2 separate regions of the Homo sapiens genome follow, and region 2 is linked to region 1. Evidence: read pairs that join two places in POLR2A ChIA-PET (ENCODE). Cell type or tissue: Panc1. All regions are shown on one strand. Each heading gives the region's core, and the rest is flanking DNA. Links, peaks and the distances in the headings are about the cores only. Region 1 has its middle 18 kb from the start of CITED2. Region 2 has its middle 32 kb from the start of FILNC1.

Region 1 (2,821 bases), core at 172-2,671:
GACTGATCACCCTTCTTTCCAGTATCCTCTGTTTATTACAAGGCTCTTTTAATTTCTGGAATGTACAAGTGAGGTCAGCATCACTGGAATTTTGAGGTGTGAATAGACCTATAGTCCACCCTCTGAAAGGGAGCGAAACTAGAATGGGCCATGCCCCTGAGATTAGCTATCTAGAGAAATAGCTCAAGAGTCTGTCAATACAGGTATGGCTGGGACAACAGGAGGCACCTATTTCTAATCAATGGCTGGGCTGTGAGCTTGGGGAGGCACTCTGGTTGACAACAGAGGAATGAAACTGCTTTCAAAAAGGTGCAAAGCAGCAATCAATGATCAGAATGTTAGCTACGAAAGCTGAAGTCCAGTGAGATATCTGAAGAAAGAGGCGTTAACCAAAGGCAGATGGTCAGCATGGAACCCATGTTAAGTGGAATTGAAAGAGCAAGACTTTGCTTGAGCCCAGGAGTTCAAGGCTGCAGTGAGGTATGATAGTGACACTGCACTCCAGTCTGGGCAACAGAGTGAGACCCTGTCTCTAAAAACAAATAAACAAACAAACCATGCGCGCGCACACACACACACACACACACACACACACACACACAACCCATAAAAGAACAAGACTTTGGGCCGGGCGTGGTGGCTCACGCCTGTAATCCCAACACTTTGGGAGGCCGAGGCAGGTGGATCACTAGGTCAGAAGATCGAGACCATCCTGGCTCACACGGTGACACCCCGTCTCTACTAAAAATACAAAAAATTAGTAGGGCATGGTGGCAGGCTCCTGTAGTTTCAGCTACTCGGGAGGCTGAGGCAGGAGAATGGCATGAATCCGGGAGGCGGAGCTTGCAGTGAGCCGAGATCGCGCCACTGCACTCCAGCCTGGGTGACAGAGCGAGACTCTGTCTCAAAAACAAAACAAAACAAAACAGAAAAATTAGCCAGGTGTGGTAGTGTGTGCATGTAGTCCCAGCTAGTAGGGAGGCTGAGGCAGGAAAATCGCCTGAGCCCAGGAGGTAGAGGCTGCAGTGAGCCATGATTGCACCACTGTACTCCATGCACTCCAGCCTAGGCAACAGAGTGAGATCCTGTCTCAAAAAAAAGAAAGGAAAGGAAAGTTAATTATTAATTAATTCAATTGGTTAAGAATCCTTCCCTTCCCTCCCTAAAACATAAAATGTAAGCTGTAAAAAAAGAGGTCTTTAGTGATGGCTTTTGGCTGGCATCAATTACACTGCATTCTTTACTTAACACAGCACTGTGTCTAATGACTCAGAAACAGAAAAACAGTATACCATTGGGGGAAGTAAAAGAAGGAAGAAAGGAGAGACCATACTTGCTGAATGACTGTAGGAGCCTTAGAGTATGCCATTGGCTTTCATATACATTGTCTTATTGAATCTCAACGTCAACTCTGCTCAAATGGTGTTACTATCTGAGGCCCAGAGAGGGTAAGTGATTTGACTGAAGTCACTCAGTTCCCAGGTGGCACAGCTGGGGTTTCAGGTGAAATCGACCTGACTTCAACACTGTAAGGCTTTCTATTCTTGTTTATTGCTTTTAAAAGACAGTAGAGTAGAGTAGGACTTTGGACAGAAGTTAAGCTTTTCCAAGCAAGGGTTGTGTTTTGTTTCTCCAAATCTAGAGAAACTGCTCCCAAATTCTTTAACCTTTCATCCCTCTTTTCTCCACTTTAAGGACAGGACATAATAATCAGCACTATCCTAGATGGAAAGGTGAAAAATACTCTTCTTTCCATTCTCTCTTTCCAACTTTGAATGAAATAACAGCTTTTCAAAACATATAATTAAGGAATCTTAACACAAAAATAAAACAAGACAAACTACAAAAGAAGAGGAGCAATGGATAATGGTTTCAGTGAATCCTGGGGGATGCAAATTTTCTTAGCGCTTCCTGGTAGCCAAGGCAAAGGGAGAAATATGTTGTATTATGTAGCTTTCAGTGTCCAATAAGGAAAGGACTACTAGTTTATTAGGAAAGATAAATGATTTTTTTTACTCGTAGCTGAGAGAAATTCGTCATGTGAGTTATCCTAGAAGGGCATTGAATGACATAAGTGAAAAAGTACTGGAGAACAGTTTTAATGTTACAAAAAAAAATTTTTTTTTTGGCTTGCTACAATGTCCCTTTGATGAACAACTCTAGTAGAGGGATAGATTTTTATGTTCTAGTTGCTTATTCACTGTGAAACAATAACTTTCCATATGTTGACCAAGGAAAATCTTCCCCTGAAGGTCTTCAATTGCTTCCTCCCATATTTCACCCAGGCTATTTCTGCCATAAGTTTTTTTTTTAAGTGTAGGTCTCTTTATTCTTGTCCTGCCACATTTTAGATAGAAAATTACTGTGAAGATGTTCTGTGCTGGTTTCTTGTGCTTTGTTTAAAATACACACACACACATACACCACACCATACACACACACACCCCACACCATACACACACACACACCCCACACCATACACACACACACACCCCACATACCAAACACACACACACACACACACCCCACATACCAAACACACACACACACACACACACACACAGAGCACGTATAGTTTTTTTCCATGGAGAGGAGGGAGAGGAGGTTTTCATAATGTTTCACACTTTAAAAAAATCTCCTCCAATACCTACTTACAAAACAGCCATAGTGCAAGTCATCTTAGTGTTAGCCATTAAACCTTATCTCTTACATCTGACCTATGATCCATGTATGTATTTGTTTTCTCCCCTTTTTATACTTCCAGATTGAACCATTCACAAGTGTTCCTCTCTCTGTGTGTTTCTTTTTTTCTTTCTTTCTT
Region 2 (2,821 bases), core at 234-2,733, 350 kb after region 1:
ACCTAAATTTCTAACAACAGAATGATTGATTACATTTTGTACATCTTATGAAATCTCCATGGTATATGGGGCCAATAGAACTGATACTTATAATGATGCTTTGTCATAATGTTAATATAAAAGCTTACTTTTGGTTTCCCATGAAAGAAGCAATTCCTAAAGTAATAATGTGCTACCATTTAATTAACAATTCAGCACATTGTGCTGTGTGACATCTAGTACTGTGGGTTTAACTTTTAAAATATGCACTGTTAATTAATACCATTGCAACTATGTAAAAATTATAAATCAAAAACTTTGCAAAATAAAGACGGGAAAGAAATGCACCAATTTTTATTAACAATGACTATTAGTAGTGGGATGTATGATTTTTTTCCTTTCCTTTTTCTTCATTTTTCAAAAATGCCCAAATTACTGTATATTACTTTTAGAATGGACATATGGACATCAAGCCTGAGGGTGTTTCTTCCTTTTCTTAAAAAGAAGTCCTGTTTTCTGTTCTGTTAGTGAAGAAACATGGTCTTTGGTGACAAGAAAGCCTGAAGCATTGACTTAATAAATAGGCCTTTAATGACTTAAAAAAGTCAGAGACCCATAGATTCTCAGGGTTGAAAGGTCACTGATTTCAAGTCAGTACTGCTGATTCCAGAACAAGTAGATAATTATTTATCAAGTGCTTACTATGTATAAAGCCCCCTGTGCAACAGTTGCCCACCTGCCTTCCATTGAGAATTCCTACTCATTTGTTTTTCCAGAAAAGAAACCAGCATCACCTGCTTTACATAGACTTCCTTGACATTCATCTGTGTCCCCTATCCCCTGTTTCAGGTGATCTGGGCTAGGGCTCCTTCCGTCTGTTTCAGAGGTCAGTTATTTCAAGCTTTCTGAGGGCAAGAACTACATCCCCAGCTCCTGGCACATGGTGAACACATAGACTGTTCAATGAATAAGTGAATGAATGATTTTTTTTTTTTTGAGGCAGAATCTTGCTGTACTGCCCAGGCTGGAGTGCAGTGGCATCATCTTGGTTCACTGCAACCTCTGCCTCCCGAGTTCAAAGGATTCTCATGCCTCAGCCTCCCAAGTAGTTGGGATTACAGGCGTGTGCCACCATACCCAGCTATTTTTTTTTTATTTTTAGTAGAGATGGGGTTTCACCATGTTGTCCAGGCTAATCTTGAACTCCTGGCCTCAAGTGATTCACCTGCGTTGGCCTCCCAAAGTGCTGGGATCAGAGACGTGAGCTACTGCGCCCGGCCAAGCAAATGAATAATTTTTGGAGACAGTATTTTAGGTGTTCTGGAAAGATACAAAGTAGTGTGAGAAATAGTATTTGCTCTTAAAGATGTTATGAATAATTATAATGCAAAAAGCCAATTAACAGTGCATATTTAAAAACTAAAAAAGGACATCAATAGATGTCACATGGTTCAGTGTACTTATTAAATAAAGGGTAACATGATTAATGCTTTTGGGGTAGCGTTGTTCATCAGAAATAAAAAAATACTGAGAAAAATCAAATGGCTTAAATATACACTTTCATATGATTAAATTACTTGGTTTTATTTTATAATTTTTAATCAGCAAAGCAATACACTAATAATTATATCTTCTCCATACCCAAATATACAAAATTATTAAGAAACATCTTTCCTTTTTTTTTTTTTTTTTACAATGACTAATCTCCCAGTTGACTTGTAGTTGAACAAGGGCCAGAAAATTTAATGTCTTGCCTAAAACACTTTTCTTTTGGGTGAGATTGTGTGACTCTTAGTCTTTATTCGTTATTAGGTTATCTACGACATAAGTAAATAACAATTCTAAAAAGTTCAGCTCTTCAGATGGTTTGTGAGTGGTAGAAAAGAACTTAGATCAGTAAGCATGAATTTCCTTTTTTGTATTTTGGAATTGCATGTACTCCTGAATGGAGAGAAATAGGCCTCCTTCTCTCGTCTTCTTTTGCAAGGAGGTTTATATATTACTGCAGTGAGTAACCAAGAGGATCCTCTCATGGGTTTTTCCCTCCACTGAGTGAATGACTTGACAAATTTTCCAGGTTATGTCAATTTACCTGCAGCCTCCTGCACTACAAAGGCAGTGACACTGAGAGTATACTTTCCAACCTTTATATTGCTTTTCAATGTAAATGATGCTAATATTTTAAATTGTGATAACTTAGACAAATTAAGTGGACAAAATGTACTCTACTTGCATATGCCCTTTATTCTAAACATAGACCATAGTCTTCTGGAGCCCTGAATAAATGGTAGTAGAATTCAGATATGCAAGATCTAGAACTTGGGTTCCTTACTATAATGGGTAGAACATGACTTAGACTAAATATATCTGTCTATAAATATCTCTGAATAACATAGATGTAGGCATTTTTCATTATGCAAAAAAGAATATTTATAACACTGTCTATCAGAAACCTAGATGCTAACTCTAAACCAAGAGGAATATTGTAATTATTTAAATGCTCCCTAGGAAAATGTGTTATACGGTTTGAACAATTAGGGGAGATATCAACAAAGAAATCACTTCTAGTAGAAAATTGTAAATAATGAATTTTATTCAAACAAGCAAGACCCTGACTTACTATAAAGTAAGCATCAATTACACATACAGTTTAATATTTTATTATAACATTTGCATTAGGATGGCAGTAAGCTGGGCTCCAGAGCATTAATTCACATGGCATATTGGACTTTTGGCTACCTTGCCCCATGTCCTTCAGGGGCTCTTCAGGGTGATGATGAGATGATGTTCCTTGTCAAATCTTGGGAAAATGAGGGCTGTTTCAGTGTGTAGGAGTCTTGAA

What was found. ChIA-PET counts read pairs that join two places held together with the same protein. Peaks named below come from ENCODE experiments on the same cell type or tissue, not always from the same donor. Only the 100,000 strongest peaks of a DNase experiment are listed, where the experiment ranks them.
Region 2: POLR2A ChIA-PET joins it to region 1 with 14 read pairs; 2 of 35 experiments call an interaction of 5 or more read pairs at or near these places.

The regions. Positions count from the first base shown.
Region 1 is chr6:139,391,721-139,394,541 of GRCh38, forward strand. No RefSeq gene overlaps it. Among named protein-coding and RNA genes, the nearest start is that of CITED2, 18 kb to the left of the region's middle. In Panc1, for the core only: no CTCF peak of the experiment used is centred there; no DNase peak of the experiment used is centred there.
Region 2 is chr6:139,737,264-139,740,084 of GRCh38, forward strand. No RefSeq gene overlaps it. Among named protein-coding and RNA genes, the nearest start is that of FILNC1, 32 kb to the right of the region's middle. In Panc1, for the core only: no CTCF peak of the experiment used is centred there; no DNase peak of the experiment used is centred there; H3K27ac peaks cover 528 bases.